3 separate regions of the Mus musculus genome follow, and all the other regions are linked to region 3. The links are chromatin loops, found by intact Hi-C in ENCODE. Cell type or tissue: gastrocnemius. All regions are shown on one strand. Region 1 holds the start of Htra2 (HtrA serine peptidase 2). Region 2 holds the start of Ccdc142 (coiled-coil domain containing 142). Region 3 overlaps M1ap (meiosis 1 associated protein).

Region 1 (8,000 bases), 57 kb after region 3:
ACATTCTTCAGGTGCCTAGCATCTGCCTGAGCTTTCAGATGCTGGGGTTTGGGGTGAGTGATGAGGACACCTGTGACCTGTCGGAGTGCTGCTGGGTCACACCAGCTTTCTTCCTCACTCACAGGTCGTTATCAACCCAAATTTTGAGGTAGCAGAAAGTGACTTCACCAACAATGCAATGAAGTGTAACTGCAAATACGACGGGCATCGCATCTGGGTGCACAACTGCCACATCGGTAGGTAACAGATGAGATGGGTGAATGCAGGGCAGGAGGGAAAGGCTTCCATGCTGTCACTGCCCATGATGGGTGTGTGCTCTTGCCTCTGTGCAGGGACAGCCCCTCACAGTGCCTGTCTATTCTGCAGGTGATGCCTTCAGCGAAGAAGCCAACAGGAGGTTTGAGCGCTACCCTGGCCAGACTAGTAACCAGATCGTCTAAAATGCTACCACCCTCTCTGTAAACCACCACTGGCCCCCAATGGCAGGGGTCTGAGGCTGCCATTACCTCAGGAGCTTACCACAAGAACCCCTGATGTCAGCAGGCGCCCTACACTCAACCACCTGTGCACTACAGGCAACAAACTGTCAAACAGAAGTTGGTGCCTCCTTTACGGGGTCAGCTGTCATTACCTTTGGCCAACAAGCATGGAGAATCAGCCAACAGCCCCAGCAACAGACAGAACACACCACAAAGAACTGCCCCACACAGGATGGCAGCAGCTCATTCTCTTGAATAGGGGAGGTCAAGAGGGTCAGCTCCCATCGCTCTCCGTTCTCCTAAGGACCGCGTTACCTCTAGCCATTTGGTGGGGGAGAAGATCCAACCCCCACTTTTGACTGTAACATGTTGCTAGGTATAATTTTATTTTATATAAAATGTGTTCTTCGGAGCCCAGGACTGATGCAGCGGTTAGAGGGACTTGCCCTCCGCAGGTTCACTGACTCCTCCTCTACCCACATGCACTCAGAACCTAGGCTAGGAAAGCAAGGAGGAGATCAGGGCAAGAGCTTCACACTCTTGCCGGTCCAGTCATTCATTCTGTGACCTCGGGGGTCACATATAAGGTCAGTGTCTCTGATCCGCGCCGGATCCGCACTGCCAGCTGTGATTGGGTTCGAACAGCTTCATAAACATCTTCAGCATTTTGTGCCAATTTCTCCCCAATGGCCAAGATCACATCACCAGGCCGCAGACCAGCCCTGTGGAGGATGGACGGGGCAAGGAGAGAATAGACAGAGAAGTTCAAGGATACATCCACCCATCCCATCCCACCCAACCCCCCCCCCCAGAGCACGCTCCCCATCACCTGTGTGCGGGGGAGCCCAGGATAACTTTATGAATGAGGACACCATGCTGAACATCAGGGAAGCTTGGCTCACGGAGCTGTAGTTCAATAAGGATGCTGAAAGGGCACAGACACTATTAGCTCCACACAGGCCCTCTCCCATCTTAATAGTTCACCTTCTGCCTTCTAGAGCTTAGGAAGTGGGATATACACATAAAAGATAGCTAATTTCGAAAGATACATGGTGTTGATCAACTTCACTTCTGTCATCCTGAAGGGTTAGAACTTAAGCTGAGCCTAGAAGGGTGGGTCCTACCACCTTACGAAATAAGGTATTGAGACATAGAAGTGGAAAATGAAAGTAGTTCCGAAGAAACGGCAAGCTGTCTGGAAGGATAACGAGATGGGTGGGAATGGGCGGGAATGGGCCTCCAGTGCTAGGTCAATGTTGGCTTTACATCACAGCAATAGCAGGATGTACTCAATCTACTGAAAGATCCAGATGCAGTGGGATGAGAAAGTTATGAGAGGGAACAGTGCTTGTGACAGAAGACAACAGCTTATCTTAGGAAAAAACAGACATGAGAGAAAACCCAAGAAAAGGATAGGGTGTGTGTATGGTGTGTGTGTAGGGGTGTGTGTGTGTATGTATGTATAGGTGTATATATATATACATATATATAGATATATGTATATATCACCACACTAACATACATATATATGTATATGTATATATCACCACACTAACATACCTGGGAGTCAGGGTCAGCATCATCACTCCAATGTAGCGGCGCTGGGACCCACTGGTTCCAAACCAGGAATCTGTAATAAAAGAGGACAAATGAACCGCCCCCCAGCTACATTCTTTCCCTTACTTTCTACCAGCACACCCCTCTATACCAAGCCCCAGTGAATGCCCTCCCCTAAGTCCCATCCTCCATTTTAAAGGAACCCCTTTCCCTGTAAGACAGGCTCACTTTTCTTTTCCCCGCGATGCAGAAACTCCCTAAGGCGATCAGAAGGGATGGCAAAGGAGATTCCAGCTGTCACCTTCATGGTGTTCACTCCAATCACCTCCCCATCCTGCAGGGACACAGCCCCCTGTCCCCTAGCCCACACAGATGGCAGAGGATGGGGGCACCTGAACAAGAGTAGCAAGGATTTGGGGACAGAAGTCTGTCTGTCTGTCTGTCTGTCTGTATACCAGGAGAGGAACAAGAGACTAGAGACTTAGCTAAAATTCCCTAAATCAGAGGAAAACCCACACTTCCCACACTAACCTGGGGCATGGATTCTTAGAAGAACACGGACACTCACCAGGTTAACCAGGGGACCACCAGAATTTCCAAACTGTGAGATAAAATGAAAGAAAACATCAAAAAGATCTGGAATCCCATGCTCTGGGAATTCTAAGACCGAGGACATAAACAGGGTGTAGGGAAATTTTTCAAATTCCATTCCTAGCACATGAACTAGAGAGGCTGCCTTTTGCAGCCCAACCTCTGATACAGGCCCAGTCACCACCACGTGTCAGTTGGTGCTCATACCCAACAGCTGTTCTCCCCAATTCCAACCTTAGCACCTAATTTCCCTCATATCAGGACGCACATCAATAGCTGCATCGGTCTGAATGTATTCCACGTTGTTTTGAGGGAGTCCCAGGTCCCTGGCTGGGCGCTGAGCAGAGCTGACAATACCAGATGTGATCGTGTTCTGCAGTGCAAAGGGGCTTCCCATGGCAACAACAAACTCCCCTTGCCGGACATCAGCAGAGCGGCCGAGGGGCAGTGTGGGAAGAGGCTCCTTAAGGGAAACAAGGCCAGCAAAACTGGTCATTTTAAGAAGGGAGCAAGAGAACAGCTGCCATCAGATCTGGCCTACTCCATCCCCACCTTGGTTTGAATCCTCAGTGTGGCAATGTCTGCTACGGGATCCACAGCTGTGACCATGGCCTCATAAGTATCCCCGCTAGGCAGCCTCACTCGTACTCGGCGCCGATCAGCCACCACGTGGGCGTTGGTAACGATGAGCCCATCTGAAGCCACTACGAATCCTGATCCGTTTGAGATGGGGACTTCACGGCCGGAGAAAGGGTGCCTGGGATGGGGAAAGTACCCATTACACTGCAGCTTCCACCTCATCCTGCTCCCTTGCCTTCACTAACGGCAGTTCAACACCTCCTGGTCAACTTCACCATTACCGGTCTAGGATCTCGATATAGACCACAGCAGGGGCTGTCTTCTCCACCACATCTGCGATGAAATTGTACTGGCTCCGGGGAGAAGTGGGTGGCGGAGCAGGAACAGCAGCCAGCACCGTGGAAAGACCCCGACCCCAACCCCACAACAGCAGCACCACTGCACCTCCTGCGCCCACCGCCACCGCCAGCCATTCGCGCCGACGGCTTCCAGGGCTCCTGCGGGCCTCCTGGTCACTGGAGCCTGAAGTCCCCACATTCAATCGTGCCCAGAGATCCGGGGTCCTAGACGTCAGATCTGCCCGTGATGCAAGGAACCCCTCAGGCACCTGGGCCGGGAGACTGGGGGTCCCATAAGTCATCCAGATCTGAGAGTCAGGAGTTCCTGACGTCAGCAGAGCCCGGAGGTCAGGAGCTAACAGGGGAGGCTTCCTCCAGAAGATGCCCCCCAAAGCCCGCCATGCCCGAAGGCTCCAGTTTGCACCCCGCCCCGCTTTCAGCGCAGCCATCAGCTCCGCCTCGACTCTCCTCGCCCGCCCTACTCAGAGGCGGTCCTCTAGAACCCGGCAAGCGGTCTAGGAGAAGCAGGGCACGACGGTAGCTGTTCAGCGCATGCCGGGAAACGTAGTCCCGTCAGGACGCGCTCCTCTCCAGCATACGCACACGCTCACACACAAACACACACACATACACACACATTCCCCGGGGCCGCGAGGCATGCTGGGAACGCTAGCCCTTCCGGGGCGCCTCCGGGCCTCAGGTTCTGGCGTCTCGGCGGATGCCCAAAGACTCCGCCTTCCCAGGGGCCCCCGCGGCCCTGCGAAGATGGCGGCGACAGCGGCCCCGCTCTCCTGAAGCGGCTGCGATGGAACCTCCCCCAGCTCCGGGGCCGGAGCGGCTCTTTGACTCGCACCGGTAAGCGCTGCGGAGGGAAGAGACCGGTCAGCGCGTCCTGTCAGCTTCGGCGCCTGATCGCGTCGCCTCTCGCCACAGGCTCCCGAGTGACGGCTTCCTGCTGCTCGCGCTACTGCTCTACGCGCCGGTCGGCCTCTGCCTCCTGGTCCTGCGACTCTTCCTCGGGCTCCACGTCTTCCTGGTCAGCTGCGCTCTGCCCGACAGCGTCCTCCGCAGGTGCGGACCGCGGCGCCCGGGGGAGCATCGGGGCTGGGCTGGGCTCTGGACCGCACGGTCACCGCCGCCTGTGTCCCCAGGTTCGTGGTACGAACCATGTGTGCGGTCCTGGGGCTCGTGGCCCGGCAGGAGGACTCCGGACTCCGCGATCACCGCGTCAGGGTCCTTATTTCCAACCACGTAACACCTTTTGACCACAACATAGTCAACCTCCTCACCACCTGTAGCACCGTGAGTGGGGGGCGAGGCCGAGAGCGCCACCGGGTGGCTCCCCAGGCCCAAGCTCAAGGCTCCCCTTTACCCATTGGGATTCTCTTGGGGAACACCGAGCCTTTCCCCCAGCCCCTTAATCGCCACCTCACGTGTCACCCTTTTCCTCTTTCTTTCTGTCTTTTCCTTTCTCTTTCTCTTTTTGACATTTCCTTCCATTCTTCTTGCTTTTTCTCCCCGTTCTCAGCCTCTACTCAATAGTCCCCCCAGCTTTGTGTGTTGGTCTCGGGGCTTCATGGAGATGGATAGGCGGGTGGAGTTGGTGGAGTCACTCAAGAAATTCTGTGCTTCCACGAGGCTTCCGCCCACACCTTTGCTGCTCTTCCCCGAGGAAGAGGCCACCAATGGCCGAGAAGGGCTGCTGCGTTTCAGGTGGGTAAGCGCAGGCATCTGGCTCCAGTTGAGTGGGTGCCCTAGTTCCTTTCCTGTCTGCCCACTTTTAGCCCTGCCCTCGAAATTCTTAATTCCTCAGTTGTCTGCTTATGGAGTTGGACAGTTTACTAGTTTAAGTCAGATATAAGTGGTTGGCTGGGCTAGGCTGAACTCCCATACTACTCGCTCTCTCTCCCTCTCTCTTAGTTCGTGGCCATTTTCTATTCAGGACGTGGTACAACCTCTTACCCTGCAAGTTCAGAGACCCCTGGTCTCTGTGGTGAGTGCATGCTGGACAGGGACTACTCTGGGGTCTGGAAGGGAAGTTTCCCACCTGTGGCCCTGGCTTAGACCTCACTTCATGCCCTCCCCTCAGACGGTGTCAGATGCCTCCTGGGTCTCAGAACTGCTGTGGTCCCTTTTTGTTCCTTTCACGGTGTATCAAGTAAGGTACTAACTGTCCTCCGTTTTTGGTGGCTGGGAAGGTGTTCACCTCAAGGGCATGGAAGTAGTGACCACTATCCTGTCTGCCTGTGGTTTGTTAATGTCGAAGTTCTAACAGAAGCAACACTTATCTTCATCTCCCTACTCTCCCCACCACTGTTCCAAGATAAATGGGGAAGGGCCATACCCTTAGCCCCTGTCGACTTAACAGGGCAGGGCTCTGGTTTTTGTAGGTGGCTTCATCCCATTCGTCGACAGCTAGGGGAAGAGAGTGAGGAGTTTGCGCTCCGTGTACAACAGGTGGTAGTGAACAGGGGTGTGGTGGAAGTGGGGGGGTCCCTCCCTCCTGGGGAGAAGGGGAAGAAGACCTGACGAGGCTACAGCTATAACCTTCCAATTCTCCCTAGCTGGTGGCCAAAGAATTGGGCCAGATAGGGACACGGCTCACTCCAGCAGACAAAGCAGAACACATGAAGCGACAAAGACACCCCAGATTACGCCCCCAGTCAGGTGTGTGATCTGGGCACAAAGATGCTTGCTGCGCTTGGTGGTTTTGCTTCCCTCCTTACGCGTGTCTGCCTCTCTCAGTAATCCACTCACCTCATTTTTTTTTCTTTTAAACAGTGCAGTCTTCTTTTCCTTCTCCTCCCAGCCCTTCTTCTGATGTGCAGCTGACCACTCTCGCTCACAGAGTCAAGGAGGTTCTGCCCCATGTGCCATTGAATGTCATCCAGAGAGACCTGGGTATGGGAAAGGGTAGCATCACAGAATGGCAGACACAGGAAAATGGGTCTCAACAGAGAAGGGGTACAGGGAGTGGACACTCTGCCCCTCTCTTCCCAGCCAGGACTGGGTGTGTAGACTTGACCATCACAAACCTGCTCGAGGGGGCTGTGGCTTTCATGCCTGAAGATGTCACTGAGGGATCTCAGTCCCCGCCTGCACCCTCTGCCCCAAAGGTGAGACCTGGAGTAGTCAAGGCCAAGACTTAAGGGCAGGTCTGGGCAGTCTCTGCTCCCTCTCCCTGACTTCTCGCCTTGATGTTGAGACCCTAGCACAGTGCCTCTCTTGCAAAGTAGGCATTCGATGGGTGTATAATGATGATGACTTCGCAAGCCCTCTGACATTGTGATCACCTCAGTTCCCCAGCTCGGGCCTGGCGACCCCTCAGCCCACAGCCCTAACGTTTGCCAAGTCTTCCTGGGCCCGTCAGGAGAGCCTGCAGGAGCGCAAGCAGGCACTGTATGAATATGCAAGAAGGTGAGAGGGTTAGAGGACAATATGTGAGAAAGAACAAGTTGGAGAAAGGCCTGATGAAGCTGATGTGACAAAGCCTATACACTCTCTCCCCCATGTCCCACAGGAGATTCAGAGAGAGACAGGCCCAGGAGGCTGAATGAGCCCAAAGGAACAGGATGGTACCCAGAGCCGCAGGACGGAGACTGGGGGCAGCCCTCACCCAGCTAACAACAGGCCGGATGAGTGGGTGGTAAAAAGGGAGGGATGGGGCTCCCCCAATCTCACATTAAATTCAGGGTTTTCACTCAAGGTCTCTGTTGCCTCTTTGGGTTTCAAAAGCCCCTTGAGCAGGTTTCTTTTCCTGGGTTGAAGACTACAATATGGGTGAGAATGGTCAAAATGGAACTGTGAAATTACACTAAACTGAAGACAAAACAACTGGATCCCAGCTCAATTATAGTGTAGGCTGTCACTCCAAAACTACAAGTCCCAGAATGCATTTCATGACTATAGTCATATAGGCTCAGTTATACAAGCTCAGGGTGGCATCAGGAACCTGCTTTCCATAGGTTCCTAGCTAAGCTGACCAAGGTGGAGCAAAAGGCCCCTCCCCCCAAAATAAAGCTCTGGGATTGGAGTTTGAGCTCAGCCTCCCGGATGGGGCCGGAATTTACCTTTGTACTCCAGGGAGGCCTGGGTTGGTGTGCCTGGCTGGGTGTGTCCAGAACTGGCTGCCATCCTGACCGTGTCCCAGAGCTGCTGGCAGGTTTGAATCCAGAATCATTAATGGCCCTACCTACTGTCCCCTTCTCTCATCTCCAGATTTCTTACTTTTCCCCACTTGGGCCTTTCCCACAGATGACTGCTTCTTGTAGCTCCTGCTGCCACCGTGGGTCCCTGTGCTAGTCACAGATCTTTACTACTCAGGGATCCCAGCTACAAACAGGGTGAAAGTCCACTGGTGATGTCCTCTTAGAGACACCCAGCACGGTTTCCTGGGAAGGATGGACCCCAAGGCATTCTCCCCTGTGGGATAACGTTGGGGATCAAGCTGAGATGG
Region 2 (8,000 bases), 100 kb after region 3:
TGACCAGTATAACCTTGGGATTTTTAAAGATTTGCTTGGGAGTTGGAGAGATGGCTCAGTGGGTAAGAGCACTGACTGCTCTTCCAAAGGTCCTGAGTTCAAATCCCCACAACCACACGGTGGCTCACAACCATCCGTAATGAGATCTGACGCCCTCTTCTGGCGTGTCTGAAGACAGCTACAGTGTACATACATATAATAATAAATAAATCTTTTAAAAAAAGATTTGCTTATTTTATTTTGTGTTTAAGTGTTTTCTTGCATGTATGTGGGTGCAGCACATGCGTGCTTCATGTGTGTGAAGGTCAGACAAGGGCTTCTGATCCCCTGAAAGCAGAGTTGTGGATGGTTGTGAGCCACCATGTGGGTGCTAGGAACCAATCCCAGGTCCTCTATTAGAGTAGCAAGTGCTTTTAACAGCTAAGCCATCTCTCTAGTCTAATCTTATAAGGTTTAATAAACTTTGATCATCAAACATATGTATCATCTTTATATTCTATCCTTGTACAAGTTTACTCAGACCTCCTGTGATTTGGATTTAGTTTTCCCCTCTCTCTCTCTCTCTCTCTCTCTCTCTCTCTCTCTCTCTCTCTTTCAGTATAGAATAGAGTTTGTTCAGGGCATGGGGAGGGGAGTTAAGAGGGTAGCAGAAGCAGAGAAAGGCAGAGAGGAGGAGAAAGTAGAGAAATGGGGGCGGGCCATGGCTACGTGGAGAGAGGGGTGAAGGGAGTTGGGAGTAAGGGGGCAAGAGAGAAGCAAGAGCATAAGAGGGTAAGAGGGCTTTAGTCTTTCATTGTTTGGCTGCATTGTTTTTCATTCTTAGAACAAAATCTTTGTTTAAAAAGTCATACAAATCCTATCCTCATCCACAATATTCCCTTTTCTTTTCTATCCTTTTTACAAAAATATGACCTTATACTGAAATCACTGCCAACAGTTCTCCTATACTCATTTACTGCTTCTTTCTTATTTCATTCCCCCAGATAACAGACTTGGCGCCGTGTAACAAAGTAAGATCGCCTGTACACCTGCTTTAGCCACCAACCCTTTTCATCACAAGTCTTAGGCAAGCCTTTTCTTGGCTCAGATTTTGATAGCTTTTCTTTCTCTCTCTAGTTACAAAGAAAAATAGTTTATATTTTACCAAGAGCCTTGACAGATTGTCAAAATGACCTTGATGCTAAGGAAAACAATCTTGCAAACAAGAAATGGCAGAAAAGAAAGTACATACAGAGCCAAAAGTTTCTGCATGTTAACTTTGTAACTGCAATTTTAGATGAGACATTTATTAATGTCTTTTAATCCTCATTGGAAGGAGGGGCATTCTTTCTCTTTTTCTTTCTAAGCCAGGTCATCGCCTCTTGGCCCCTCCACTTGTAACACTGGATTTCTTTCTCCCTGGAGTCTCTCTTCTGTCTTATTTCCTTTGAGATTTCTGTTTGGTGATTTGGACCTTGGCTTCCTGGAGCCTTGCCTACCCTCATTAATCTGATTTATGGTTGTCAACAGTATCTAAGCTTTCTGCTTGAGTTTCTCCTTGACCCTTCTTACAAAGACCTTTTGCAGCCTCTGGAGAACTACATTCCTGCCTCTCTAGTCCTCCATCTTTTCTCTGTTTTCCTCAGTCTGTCTGCTTAGCGGTTAGTTACAAAGTGTAAATTTAGCATCCCTTACCCCAAAGGCACTTTTATGTTTACTCTCATATTTTTTTTTCATTTTGCTCTTAAGCCTTTCTATGAACACTGTGAGCCCACCTTCTTTTCCTGTTTTACATTAAGGCTTTTTTGCTAATGTCCCCTTGGTAGTGGCAGCCCCCTCTGACTGAAGGCCAACCTATTTCACACATTGTCCAAAGCTTGTCTTGAGACAGTTTAACACCATCTGTAACTTCGCATGTCTTATGTCTTCTACCTGGGATGTGCTTTCCCAGAAAAATGGGTTGGCTCTCTTGTCTCTTTTAGATCTTAGCTTAATTTTTTTTTTTTTTTGAGAGAGAAACCCCTTAATTCCACCTTACCCCCTGTTTATACATCTCGTGGGACAGGCTGTGTTATGTATGGATGGTGCCTCCACTAGATACTGCTGATTCATTGAAAAGAAGGATTTTTTTCATTATTATTGGTGTGTGTGTGTGTGTGTGTGTGTGTGTGTGTGTGTGTGTGTTTCTCCTTCCATCTTGTGAGGTCCAGAGATCAAACTTAAGTTGTCAGTCTCGGAATCGAGTGCCCTTATTGGCTGAGTCATCTCACCAGCCCTCTCAGAACAAAACAAAACATTCTAGTGGATGACTACATGTCTGAAATAAAAGGACGACTGTAAAAGGATTCTCAAGATTTTTTATTAAGCAAACAGAAGTTTGTGTTATGAGCCAAAACCCCAACAAAATAAAAGATAACTTTTAAATATTTTCTTCTTCTTCTTCTTTTTATTTTATTTTATTTTATTTTATTTTTTGAGACAGGATTTCTCTGTATAGCCCTGGCTGTCCTGGAACTCATTTAGTAGACCAGGCTGGCCTTGAACTCAGAAATCCGCCTGCCTCTGCCTCCCAAGTGCTGGGATTAAAGGCTTGCGCCACCACCGCCCGGCATTTTCTTCTATTTTTGAATTATATGTATCTTAGTGCGGGCATGTGCAAGCATGTGAAGGTGCCTCCAGAGACCAAAGATGTCAGAGCCCCCAGGAACTGGAGTTACAGGCTGTTTCAAGCCAACTGCACAGGGGTCCTCTACATGAGCAGTCAGGCTAAAGCACCTCTTCAGCTTCAATTAGTTAGTTTTGAGACTTCTTGACTTTGGAGGCAGGTGCTCATGAATCTACGGCGGGGGCCAATTTTTATGTGACCTGTAACTGATCAGTATTAGCTCAGGACCACCTGCCCCTGCCCCCTGCTCCAGACCAAGTTCTCAGCACAAAAGAAATTTATTTGCCCTAGAGTGACAAAGGGCAGGTAATAAGGGACAAAGACAGGAGATAGAGGACCAGGAAAAAGAGGAAGGGAACAAAGGAGAGGAGACAAAAGGGGCAAGGGTGTTTATCCTGGAGGACAAAGGACTACCTCTGGATAGAGAGGAGACAGTTGTGGCCCATAGACAAATGGAGTTATGATAGTAAAGGGGGAAACCCGGGTTAGGATGAGGTGTTTAATTTTGATCGGGTATGCTAATTAGGTAAACTAAAGGGGGCCTTTTGATTGCTGGACTTCAGTACTTTGATAGCCATACCTTGGTAGTCAGCCTTAGAAGAAGGAAGTGGCCAAATAAGGGAATAGACCTCTTGGCTAGTTTTAGAAATGTAACAATGTTTTTTGGTTTTGTTTTGTTTTGTTTTGTTTTGTTTTGTTTAGCAAGGCAGGGGGAATGGTTTTGCCAGAACAGTGCCCACATGAGAGTTAGCCAGAGTCCCTTCATAACCTGGATCTTTAGCCTGAGGACTTGTTGACTCTGAGAGTCTAGAAGTGAATGGCCAGGAAAACTGCTGTATATTTACTTAGTCTTTCGGTGATCCCATATCTGATCCTCTCTCTCCCTCAGTAACTGTACCAACTACTTCAGGAATCTAACCCCCTATCTCCAACCTTTTAAACCACTCTCAGAGGCTGGGTCTCACACTGTAGCCTAGGCTAACTTGAAAGTATGTTGGCCAAGTGTCGACCACCTCTAGACAACCCTCCTGCCTCAATCTCTTAGTGCTGGGCAGTAATAATATTCTTTTCCATGCTGTGGGGTCTTGTCCTCTGTTCACAATATATTCCCAAGCACTTGTAACTACTGCCTTGACCTCAAACTGGAGACCCTCAAATGCTCAATTTTGCCTGCTTAGAGCATTGCAGCAGCAGCAGCAGCCCGAGGACCCCTTGCTGTTCCTTTGCCTAAGATCTTTATGAGTAGGGTCCGAACCAGCTGCTTCCCAAAACTCTCAGAGATGACTGAAAGAAAACATAAAAGAAGTTGAAGCTGGCTGTGATGACACACATACACACTCTTAACTTAAGCCAGGAAGCGGAGGCAGGCTGACAACTCTGAGTTCGAGACCTGCCTGGTCTACATGAGAGTTTCAGGATAGCTAAGAACATACACAGTGAGATTCAAAGAGAACTGAACAACAACACGCCCACAAATGAACACGAAGACAACGATCAAAGCAAAAGCAAACTGAGGTCTCGCTTTCCTCTTTTCTGTAGTAGACCGCCGCAGGACCCCCAGAGGGCAGACTGCAGGAAGGCGGTACACTAGGAAGTCAGGGATGGCGGAGACATGGGTCTCCTGCTGTCAAGTCACACCTAGCTTGACTCTCCCTACAGCATTTAGCATCAGCGCCACCTCCCGTTAACGGTGACAGGAAAGTCTAGCTAGAATTTGATAGTCGTTAAGGGCCGGGAAAGAGTAAGTGGGTGGCCATCTTTGTTAGGGGCAGAGGTCGTGGCTACGGAGCCCCAGTAAGACCACGAGACTTCCGGCTAGCTGGTGAGTCCTGGCGCCCACGGGCGTGGAGTGCGACGGGAAGCGGGGAGGCGGCGAGCGTTAGGTTCGTTTGGGACTCGCCGTGCAAATGGCACGGGCGTCCAGCTCTAGTGGCCCTTTGCCTCCACTCGCTAACGTACCCTCGTCGTGGGCGCAGCCCGTGGGCGCTGGGGAGGAGCGGGACGAGGGGAGGCGTGGAGGGCTAGGGCTACTGGCTGCGGTGAGCGTCCCGTGCCCGGACTTCAGCAGACAGCCGTGGGCTCCCGCGTCTGCAAGCGGCCCGATGCCCTTCGCTCTTCAGCGGCTCCGGGCCACATTGCTTCGTCTGCACCGCGAGCGAGAGCAGCTCCTGCGGGCCCGGGACTGCGCCCGCCACCTGCAGGCGGTCGTGCGGCTGCTCCGCTCCGGCTCCTCGGCCGGTTCCCTCTCCCTGCAGCAGTTGCACGGCGATTTACAGCTGTGCCCATCTCGTGGGGCGGCTCTGCGCCTCGGCTTCCCGGGCTCCAGGGAGACGCTTCTCCTGACTCGCCCTGTCGGGCTAGCTGCCCAGCACTTGGAGGCTGCCATCGAGATGCAGCTTCGTTCACTGGGCCGGACACCCGCTAGCCTGGGCCTGACATCCCAGCTAGCCGAACTGTTGCTGGCCCTTCCCTTCTACCACACTCTGCAGGGACATTCCCTGAACTTCGTCCCCGGGGCCGCGCGCCCATTCCCCGCGGCCCGTGTGCTCCAGCTCCTGGCTGCAGAGCGGGGTTGTCAGGTGGCAGATAAGCTGGCTGAAGCCCGTGGCGGATCGGGCTTGCAGGAGCAGCTCCGTCGGCAGTGCGAGCAAGAGCGAGAGCTGCTGCCCGGGCTGCTGGGCCTGGTAGGGGGCGTGGCTAGCACCGACAGCAGCGGACTGAGGCTTGGGGGACCTGGAGCCCTGTGGAGCCAGTATTGGACCTTGCTGTGGGCAGCCTGTGCTAAGTGTTTGGACCTACGCGTGGGACCCTGGGAGGACCCTAGAGCAATGGCACAAGAGCTGAGTCAGGCACTGTGTCAAGGTAAGCGAGGGGTCCGAGCTGGCATTTGGAGGTTGTGGTGAGGGTGTCTTTTTCCCTTTACCCTCTCTCAACTCCAGCCTGTCAGCAAGCGCAGGGCCTTGAATGAATGAACTTCCCCGAGTTTAAAGTATAGCGTTTAGGGTTTCCCAAGGCCACGCAGCTTCCCATAGCAGTCTTTATTTAGGTTTTAGTCCACACTGGCCTGGGACGCTGGTCTCAGCCTCCTGCCTCCGGAGAGCCACCATGCCTGACTTGAGTGGAGTCGGCAGGGGCTGTCACCAGGGATTTGTTTCCAGGCTTCCTTCATTTCTCCCATCAGCACCCCTGCCTCAGGAGTGTGAGAAGGAGCTGTTGTCTCTGTGTCACAGCCTGTTTCACCAGTCTGTCATCTGCAGCTGGGACCAAGGTAAGGAGAAAAGGACATTGGGGTGACCCAAGGATCCTGTTGCGCACCCCCTCAGACTATATTTTGTCATGCCAGGGTTCTGCCAGGCCTTAGGATCAGCCCTGGGTGGTCAGAGCAGCCCTGCGTCACTGTCTCCTACCTCTGAGCTGCTGCAGCGGCTTTTTCCTCCCCTCTTGGATAGCCTTCGACAGCCCAGGCCAGAACTTAGGCTGTGTCCGCCTGCAGGTGAGACAGGAGGTGTGGAATGGGAGGGCAGGGGGCGGGGCAGTTGTTATCTTTTGCCTGTCCTCTGTTCTGAAGCTGGCCTTCTCCTGGAGGTGACCTATGAACCCTAGGGTACTGTCCTTCCCCTCCCAGGTCCTACGCCTGTCGCTCTGGGGCTCTGTACCCTGCAGACCACCTTGCTCTGGTTTGTGGGCAGAGCTCAGCAGCACCTGGCAGCGTGGGACCCCGGTTCCTTCTTGCTCCTGCTCCAGAAGGATCTGCCTGTGAGTGGCCCAGAGCTGGGAGGGAGCAGCCTCCCTCAGTGGCCTGAGCTGAGCCCTCCCTCTCTGTTTCTGCCCACAGCCTCTTCTGTCTGCGGTGGAGGCGCTGTCCAGCCTGGCCTCCGAAGCAGCGCTCACTCTGGAGGTGGAGCAGCAGCTGGGCCTAGAGATCCACAATTTGACTGAAAAGATGCAGGTGAGTGCAGAGACCTGAGAGTGGCAGCGTAAGTGTGTGCCTAGAGAACAGGGCTGGGGACCTTGCGATCTCCAATCTCCTTAGTCTCTGCTAAAGTTTTCTCTGTTGGCTTCTTGTTCTTTACTATGGAAAAAAATTCAAATATGGTCATAATAGTAATCAACTCATGGTCAGTTATGATTCATACTCCCTTGCTACTCCCTAATAGTGTTAGCCAATGACATCATTGTTTAGACTTATTTCATTAGCGACTGCATAATTATGTCTTTTACTTTTCCTAGTAGTGTTTAATTCATTATTCTCTTTAAAAGTGACATTTGTATATATTATTGTATATATATACATATACTATATATATACATACACACACATATACACACACTATATATATAGTATGTGTATGTATACATATACATACATTTGCTTGCCTCTGCTTCTTGAATCTGAGATTAGTGGCATATGCCCTTGCATCTGGCTTGCTTTATAGTTTTACTAAAGTAGCACATGTCTATATTTAAAGGGTGAAATGCAAGCTGGGGCTGTAGCTAAGCAACAAGCACTGCTGATCATGCATCATCGAACTTTTCTTTGATTCCAATCACGAGTGGGAAGGGGAGCAGAAGGAGGCAGCAAGATGATTCGTTAGTTATAGGTGCTTAATGCCAAGTCTGACAACCCCAGACCCATATGGGGTAAAGATAGAACTAATGACGGCAAGTTGTCTCTGCTGCATATGTGAGCATGCCAGCACATACACACACACACACACACACACACACACACTGCATATGTGAGCATGCCAGCACACACACACACACACTGCATATGTGAGCATGCCAGCACACACACACACACACACACACACACGAGAGAGAGAGAGAGAGAGAGAGAGAGAATGAAGTTAAAAGTATTTTTAAGCCCTCTAATGGGGAGATCAGCAGAACAGCTCCACTCCCCTCTGGGTTGGCTGTTTCTTCTCGCCCTTTCTCTGGATTATGTCAGGGCCTCATGTATGCCAGGTAAGATCCGTGACACCAAGCTATGTCCCCCATGATTTTCTTCTAGGTTTATGGACAGAGCTATTACTTCTGTCTTTATCTGTCCCATTTTGCACACCACTGCTTCCTGTTGCAAAATATAAGGTTATGTTTGTGTTCTCCTGGTGTGTTTGCAGGGCTCAAGTTGGCCCTGTCCTCCTGGTGTGTCTGCAGAGCTCAGGTTGGCCCTGTCCTGGTGTGTCTGCAGAGCTCAGGTTGGCCCTGTCCTGGTGTGTCTGCAGAGCTCAGGTTGGCCCTGTCCTCCTGGTGTGTCTGCAGAGCTCAGGTTGGCCCTGTCCTCCTGGTGTGTCTGCAGAGCTCAGGTTGGCCCTCTGCTCCTAGTGTGGATGCAGAGCTCAGGTTGGCCCTG
Region 3 (8,000 bases):
TTATCTTTCATATTTTCTGTTCCTCTATTGACATTTCTTATATTTCTTTTTTAAATAATTTATTAATTTATTTTTATTTCACGTGCATTCGTGTTTTGCCTGGATATGTTTCTGTGTGAAGGTGTTGGATCCCCTAAACCTGGAGTTACAGGCAGTTGTGAGCCACCACGTGGGTGCTGAGAATTGTACCTGGGTCCTCTGGAAGAGCAGCTTAGCACTGAGCCATCTATCTAGCCCCTACTTCTTATATTTCTATTTATTGTGAACATACTTTCAATTCCTCCTTAAGAATTGTTTCAATTATGCCAATTGAATTATTCAATTCAATAAGATTCATATCTGGTAAGGGCAATATTTTTATCATGTAAAGACTTGAATCTGTGATTTGTGTTTTCTTTTGAGACTGAGTCATAGTTTTCTTCTATATGCCAAAAACATTTCAATTAATTTGGTTTGTGAATGTTAGGCTATAGAGATTTTAAATTCTGTTATGTTGCTTTGGAGTGTCTGTTTTGTCAGACAATCAACTTTGTTAGGCTCAGACTGCCACCTGTTGCACCTACAGTGAACCAATACTCAGATTCTCAGACCCACTCTTCCTGTGTTTGTTTTGCTTGTAGTAGTAGTAGTAGTTGTTGTTGTTGTTGTTGTTGTTGTTGTTGTTGTTGTTGTTGTTGTTGTTGTTTGAGACAGAGTCTTATTAGGTAGCCCTGGCTGCCATGGAATTGCCTATGTAGACTAGACTGGCCTTCAACTCACAGAGACCTATCTGCCTGCCCCTGCCTCCTGAGTGCTGGGATTAAAGACATTTGCCACCCTGCCTGGCCTCAGTCCCATTCTTTAAGCCTAAACTCCAAGCTGTTTTCAGTTTTCCCCACACTGTAGTACAAGGGCCAGCCAGGGCCTTGGGCTGAGCTAAAGCACTCTCTGGCTCTCTGGCTCTCTGTTTCAGTGGACTTCTTCCTCACTGTCTTTTAACTGGTGAGGTGGAAGCAGGAGCATTCCAGCGGCTTCCTGGCCAGGCAGCCTGGCCCAAACAGTAAGCCACTCACTCAGTGAGAAACTCTATCTAGAAATAAGGCAGAGAGCAATAGGGGAAGACTGATGTTCACCTCTGGCCTCCACACATGCAATCACAGGATCATGCACACCTGCACACATACATACACTCCCATACACAAAAATGAGGTGGGGGGGTTAATTAAAATCTAAGGCAAGTAAAGGTACTTTCTGCCAAGCGCAAAATCCTGAGGCTCCATACCCTAGTTCAATCGCTAGGACTCACTCGGTGGAAGAAGAGAGCCAGCTCTTGCAAGTTGCCATCTGACTACCCCATGCACACCATCACTCACTCACACACCCACCACACACACACTCACACACACACAAATAAATGTAATTTTTAATTAGTGTAGTTGGCAATATAAAAAGCCCTATGATGTCAAGGGACTTATAACATGGGGGAACTGATATCTAAACACGAAGAGGGGAATTTGTAGATACCTTTGGAATTTGTATGTGTTTGCTTTTGAGTCATCAGTTCCTCTTTCATGAACCCAGTATCCTGAGAAAACTCTTGCAGTGAGTCAAAAATGCAGACCCATGCAGAAGTACAGTCACAGTCATGCAACCTAGGTGTGTGCACGTGCTTTGGGGGGGTGGGGTGCATGCACACACACGCGCACGTGCTTTGGGATTTTCTTTGTTTTCAGAGACCTTTTCAACTTTGTCTGATTCAACCTAGCTCACTCTGCAAGCCTGGCGATCCAAGTTCAATCCCTGGACCTCACAGTGACGTTAGAGAACTGACTCCCAAAAGTTGCCCTCTGACCTCCACACATTTGCACCCTGCACACTTGCCACACATGTGTAGCAGTGTGCGCATGCTCACACACACGTAATAACGGCAATAATTTATGAATACAATGTTAAATGTTTAAAGGAGACAAGCACAGTGCTGTGGCTGTTGGGGCTGTGCCATCAGCCCTGCCCTTTCCCCTCTCCTTACCACGGTGCCTATGAAACCACTACTTCCCAGCCAGCTTCAACACTTTTAACTTTGAAAGTTATGTTAGTTTACATTAAATACTCTTAAGCTATATAATACATAAATTAATATCTGCAGGAGGAATAAAAGACTTTTGTTTTAAAACATGGCCTCTTTATGGGACAGAGACTGCCCTGGTACTCAGGAGCCATCCCATAGCCAAATTCACAGCAATTCTGTGCCAGCCTCCCTAGAGCTGCGACTATAGGCATGTGCTCCCATGAAGAAGTCTTAAATATCTCCTAAGACTAGTGTTTAGCAAGCCAAATACTACTTTATCTGTTTTTATTCTTTGCTGATGTGGGGGGTATGTGTAGAAGCCAGAGCACAGCAGTGCCATCCTCAGGAATGCCACCCACCTCCTTTGACACAGGGTCTCTGCTGGTTCTAGAGTTCACCACCGAGACTAGACTGGCTATCCAGTGAGCCCAGGTATCCTCCTGCCTCCACACCACCATGCCCTAGCATTTTCACATTAGTTCTGGGTTTGAACTCAGGCCCTCATGCTTGAGAGGCAAAACCCTTACCAACTGAGCCATCTCTCCAGCGCCAGGTAATATTTTAGACTTTGGCACACCTCAGTCACTACTAAGTGACATCTTTAACATAGAGTCGTCTTCTTCTTCTTCTTCTTCTTCTTCTTCTTCTTCTTCTTCTTCTTCTTCTTCTTCTTCTTCCTCTTCTTCTTCTATGATATGAAAATGGGACCGTTGTTTAAGAACTGTAGTTAAAGCCGGGAGTGGTGGCGCACACCTTTAATCCCAGCACTTGGGAGGCAGAGGCAGGCGGATTTCTGAGTTCGAGGCCAGCCTGGTAAGTAAGTTCCAGGACAGCCAGGGCTACACAGAGAAACCCTGTCTCGAAAAACCAAAAAAAAAAAAACAAAAAACAAAAAACTGTAGTTAGGCTCTGGAGAGATGGCTCAGCGGTTAAGAGCACTGACTGCTCTTTCAGAGGTCTTGAGTTCAATTCCCAGCAACCACATGGTGGCTCACAACCATCTGTAATGAGATCTTGTAAGGGCACTCTTCTGGTGTGTCTGAAGACAGTATACTCACATATATCAAATAAATAAATCTTGAGAGAGAGAGAGAGAGAGAGAGAGAGCTGGGCCATGGTGGCACATGCCTTTAATCCCAGCACTTGAGAGGCAGAGGCAGGTGGAACTCTGAGTTTGAGGCCAGCCTGCTCTACAAAGTGAGTTCCAGGACAGCCAGGGCTACACAGAGAAACCTGTCTCAGAAAAACAAACAAACAAACAAACAAACCTGTAGTTAAGATATATTTTTCTTCCAATTTGGATCACATACTTCACTAAAAAGAAAAAAGTGAAAGAAACGGCAAGACTTTGAGCATCTCAAATGTTCACATCACTGTAGATGTAGACTTCCTCAGCAGCAACTTTTTAATCTTTATTCCCAAGAGCTGCATGGCACTTAAAAGTCTGCAATGCTTCTAGGTGACCAGTGTCCTTATTTCATATCCAGTGGGCTCTCAGCCTAGCCATCACTATCATTTCCAGCTCAGAGGAATAGCTACTTTCCTGTTGCTGTGATGAAATACCATGACCAAAGCAACTTAGAGAAGAAAGTTTGTTTGGGCTTATGGTGCACAGGGGGCTGAGTTTACAATGGTGAGGAATAGCATGGCAGCAGGCATGCCGGCAGGAGCAGGAAGCCGAGAGCTTCAGCCACAAACACAAAGAAAAGAAGAGCAAGCTGGCTGTCGGGTCAGTCCTTAAGCTCTTCAAGCCCATTCCCAGCGAAACACTTCCTCCAGCACCCACGTGGCAGTTCATAATAAATCCAAGTGAAGGCTGTCACTGCTGTGGCCACTAGGGGGCAGAATAAGTCCACACATAGACTGTGGATGCCACCTCCTATGGCTTACAGGGACTCAGGCAAGGTTGTTCCAATGGTTAGCTGTAGTTTCGAGCGGCACCGCGTCAAGGGGCCTGTTTCATCAGATGCGTAATGCCTTGCTTTCTGGGAGGAGCTATGCTTCAGTATTATCTAAGAAGAACAATATCTCCTTCCCAGCTCTCCCGTTTAGCACATTTAGTTATGTTTGTGAGCAATGCTGCAGTGGGCGCTGCTGTTCTAACCCAGAGGAAAGCAGAAGCCAAGGAGGATGACCTAGCAAAACACAGTTTGAAGAAAAAGGAAAGTACCTTTTTTTTTCTGCCCATGAGAGTAGGGAAGAGTAGAAGGGCCGGGCGTGTGGCACAGTTACTAGCATGCTTGCCTTACATGCATGAAGCCCTGGGTTTGACCCTCAGCACCACATAAACTATGGTGTGGTGGTGAATGCCAACCCTCATCATCCCCACAACTTGAGAAGTGGAGACAGGAAGATGAGAAGGGCAAGGTCATCCTTGTCTATATAATGAGTTTGAGACCAAGCTGGACCATGTGAGACCCTGTTTCATGTCAGAGTGACAGCAAGAAAGGGAGGGAAAGATAAAGAAATGGAAGAGGAACGGGAGGATGAAGGCAGTGGCTGACCTACTGCATGCTGTTCTTAAACAACGTACACTGTAGTGTGTTATGATAACTAGGAAATAGGTTCTAGTGTCCCTGCTGCTCCCAAAAACACACAACTAACAACATCCCAGGCACAGCTCAAGTCCTGATCTTGCTACTAAATCACACTGCCTTTCAAAAACTCGGGGAAATAAAGCCTTCAACAGAAATAAATTAACAAGTATGATTAATACTGCACAATGAAGCTCACAAGCACCCCTCCGTTACTAATTAAAGCAGACAAGGAAAGATCATATGAGCACAGCTCCTGGACAACGTTCTGAGTCAAAGGCTGGAGGAGGTGCAAGGCCTCGGATTAACAGAGTAATAAAAGCCCTAAGGAAGGAAGGAAGTCACGTGACAAGGAGACTAACTTAGCTGAAGCAGAAGGGTCACAGGAAAAGCAATGGGAGTGACAGGCCTCTGCCAAGGCCCCAGCTGGGGGATGGGGCAGGATGGACATGAAAAGAAGCCTGCACTTAAATGGGGAAGATCAAATGTGTGACAACACAAACTATACAATGAGCTATCTGCCTCGCCATCATCACCTACACATGAAGGGTGGGTCAGGACAGGTACAGGTGGCATTTGAACTGGATCTTGAAAAACCAGGGTGTCAACGGGGGCAATGGGGAGGAGCGCCCTGGACCATCACAGAGGAAGAGGAAGGCGGAGTCTCTGAAGAGTGATGGCTCCACGAGGAGGTGACAATAGAATTCAACCTGAGCCCTTAGGAGGAGCAGCCAGTGCTTGTCCCTGAAAGGATGCCATTTCTTCTGAGACAGCAGAATCAAGGTTCCAACCTGAAGCCCAGCACCTCTGTGGGGATGACACGAGAATCTCTTCAAACAAGAAAACTCTGCTGTTACTCTCCCCCAGAGTGTGTGAGTTAGGAGGTGAGAAATGAAGGCTGGAAAGATGGCTCCACAGTGACAAGCACTGGCTGCTCTCCTGGAGGACCCGGGTTTGAGTGCCAACAATTCCCAGCACTCACAAGGTGGCTCACAGCCACCTGTAACTCCAGTTCCAGGAAATCTACTGCCATCTTCTGGCCTCTGTGAACACCACACACACATGGTCCCCCACACGTGCACGTAGGCAAAAAACACCTATACACACAAAAATACATGAAATAAACTTTTAAAAAGTTAGAAACACTAACAATGGACAGTGCTGAGAAGACTGCCTGCCTGACTCATCTGGAGAACAAGGCAGGGCGTTCTCCATTGTACAACACGTGCTGCGTTCAAGAACCCGTTCCTCAGAGTCGTTTTTTTTTTTTTTTTTTTTTTTTTTTTTTTTTTTTTTGCCTGCACCCTCAGACATGTCGCTTCCCAACCTCAGAACTAATGGAAAAGCCGAACATTTTAGAGAGGGAATTGTCACTGCGGTAATCCACAAGAACAGAGGTGACATCCACATCTCTGCCGCTGGGACACATCTAGGAACCTGAATCTTTGTTGCTTCCTCTCTTAGTGTTCCATTTCTGATGAGTTTTCTCCCTACCCGTCCTCTAAGCCGTGACGAAACCATCAGCAAAGCTACAGCAAAACCTTGAGGCCTGCACGCCCCCCTCGTGCATAGCGTCACGCTTATCTTCTGGTCTAGCTTTAGCATATTTGCTGTTAAAAAAAAAATTCTCCTTCATTTCTTTCTTTGACCTTTCTTTAAAAGATACAGTTTCACTGTGTTTCTCTGGCTGACTTGGAAGTCTCAGTGTAAAATAGGCTGGCTTTGAACTTACAGAGATCCACCTACCTCTGCCTCCTGCATGCTGGGTAAAGCATGGGCCACCACACCCAGCTTCATCCCCTTCTTCTCAGCAGAACTACTTTTCCTTGGCCTCGCCATTCCATGTTAGCTGTACAGTTTTAGAAAACCCTTTTCAATGTTGTTGTTGATGATGTTGTTGAGTGATGGTGGTGGTGGTGATGATGATTCTATGAAGAATGATGTCTTGTCCCCTCCCGCTACCCATCAGGGGAGTTCCCAATCTTCTACCCTTTATACTTACTTCTCTGAGACTCTCGGGGTTTGGTTTTTTTTATATATATACTTTATGTATATGAATGTTTTGTGTGTACATGTACCACATGTGTGTCTGGGGAAGCCAGAGGGTGGTCAGTTGGATCCCCTGAACAGGAGCTACAGGCAGTCATTAGCCAAATGCAGGCGTGGGGAAATTGAACCCAGGTCTCCTGAAAAAGCAGCCAGTGCTCTTGACCACAGAGCCACCTCTCCAGCCCCTCAAGTCCATCTCTCTAGCTCTATCCTTGCCTTGTTGCTTTCATAGTTCTTTTGCCTCACTAAGGACCAGCCACCCCCTCACTGTGTTTGCCTCTGTCGTCACCAGACGAGCCACATTAGTTATTTAAATGCTGCTCTGGCAATATCTTGTGCTTATTATTCTAGCACCATAAAACACAATGGAGCGGACAGGAGTCTGAGACGGAGTTCTCAAGGCTGCTGCTTTAGAAACTCAACAGGGACAGAGAGAGTTGTGTGTCCCTGATGAGATGAACGAAACAGCTAGAAATGAATGAATCTGCATAACTGTTTAGCAGAGTTGATCGTGCTGGCCAGGGAAAAAAAAGTGTACTGTACTTGCTATCCCTGTGGGAGACAGGAGAAGTCCTTGAATGAATGTGAAGTCATCTCACTCCCTGCGCCTCCTGCGTTGGAGCCAGCACCATGGACTGAACCTTCTTTGTTCCTGAGGTGGAAAAGTCTGCCGCCTCTACCAACCTCTCCTCAGGAATGTCGCTCTAGAAATAACCTGCCTGGCATTCGCGAGTCATACACAGAAGTTATTCATCCAAACCCTGGCTTTTCTTAGGCCCTTTGTATCTCAGTGGACCCTCAGGGTCTCTCCTCAGCTCTTCCCTCCCCGCCTCTGTCCATGCCTCCGCCACTACCTTCTCTCTGGCTTTCCCTGACCTTTACTTGTAGAAGCAGATGCCAGCGTCAGAGGTAGAACTGGCTGACTTCAGAAGTGCCCCCAGGAAAGCCTGTTAACTCACCTACCCAGGGCCTCTCATCACACAGCAGCCTAGCCCCTCACCTTGGATGCCAATCACACTTGTGAGACAGTGTGCCAATGAGTTACTCTGTAATCTGTACGATAAGGTAGGGCCAATATAATAGTTCGCCTTTTTTTTTTTCTTTTAAATGTTAAGATTCATTTTAACAGAAGTAATAATTAAACACATTTTTACTAAAAATGATAACATAGAACTGATATGTCCCTCGTTAATAACTAACGAGGGTTGCGGGCCGACCAGCAGCTCGAGAGGAACGGTTCAATTGAGATGGCAGCTTGGGCTGAAAGAGAGGAACTAAACGAACGGAAGAAAGAACAGAGCCAAGTCAAAATCAACTCTGATCAAAGCTCAATTTTACTATTCCAACATGCAGTTATGAAGGAGGGGAAG

What was found. Peaks named below come from ENCODE experiments on the same cell type or tissue, not always from the same donor. Only the 100,000 strongest peaks of a DNase experiment are listed, where the experiment ranks them.
Region 1: a loop joins it to region 3, with 6 times the contacts of the local background. A loop is called at or near these places in 24 of 42 quality-filtered maps.
Region 2: a loop joins it to region 3, with 7 times the contacts of the local background. A loop is called at or near these places in 30 of 42 quality-filtered maps.

What each region holds. Positions count from the first base shown.
Region 1 is chr6:83,050,434-83,058,433 of GRCm38, forward strand. It overlaps Loxl3 (lysyl oxidase-like 3), which reads left to right. Exons shown (of 14, transcript NM_013586.5): 12 at 1-11; 13 at 125-236; 14 at 367-2,133. The coding sequence ends at 440. Htra2 (HtrA serine peptidase 2) reads right to left here and starts at 4,138. Exons shown (of 8, transcript NM_019752.3): 1 at 3,488-4,138; 2 at 3,180-3,384; 3 at 2,896-3,090; 4 at 2,605-2,637; 5 at 2,265-2,370; 6 at 2,040-2,109; 7 at 1,309-1,404; 8 at 833-1,201. The coding sequence starts at 3,993. The coding sequence ends at 1,036. It overlaps Aup1 (ancient ubiquitous protein 1), which reads left to right and starts at 4,088. Exons shown (of 12, transcript NM_007517.4): 1 at 4,088-4,399; 2 at 4,478-4,615; 3 at 4,696-4,846; 4 at 5,073-5,257; 5 at 5,465-5,537; 6 at 5,634-5,707; 7 at 5,935-6,001; 8 at 6,109-6,211; 9 at 6,326-6,445; 10 at 6,545-6,660; 11 at 6,843-6,961; 12 at 7,065-7,249. The coding sequence starts at 4,263. The coding sequence ends at 7,101. It overlaps Dqx1 (DEAQ RNA-dependent ATPase), which reads left to right and starts at 7,411. Exons shown (of 12, transcript NM_033606.3): 1 at 7,411-7,706; 2 at 7,997-8,000. In gastrocnemius, a CTCF peak has its summit at 4,870; DNase peaks (open chromatin) are centred at 3,278, 4,149 and 4,814; H3K4me3 peaks cover 3,710 bases; H3K27ac peaks cover 3,131 bases.
Region 2 is chr6:83,097,133-83,105,132 of GRCm38, forward strand. Ccdc142 (coiled-coil domain containing 142) reads left to right here and starts at 4,384. Exons shown (of 9, transcript NM_001081266.1): 1 at 4,384-5,506; 2 at 5,826-5,912; 3 at 5,988-6,137; 4 at 6,270-6,400; 5 at 6,480-6,593. The coding sequence starts at 4,552. In gastrocnemius, CTCF peaks have their summits at 152 (motif pointing left), 4,308 and 4,862 (motif pointing left); DNase peaks (open chromatin) are centred at 4,396, 4,875 and 5,288; H3K4me3 peaks cover 2,351 bases; H3K27ac peaks cover 2,108 bases.
Region 3 is chr6:82,992,952-83,000,951 of GRCm38, forward strand. All of the region lies in intron 4 of M1ap (meiosis 1 associated protein), which reads left to right. Among named protein-coding and RNA genes, the nearest start is that of Gm32644, 26 kb to the right of the region's middle. In gastrocnemius, CTCF peaks have their summits at 3,881 (motif pointing right) and 4,082; DNase peaks (open chromatin) are centred at 3,899, 5,064 and 5,579; H3K4me3 peaks cover 1,003 bases; H3K27ac peaks cover 2,066 bases.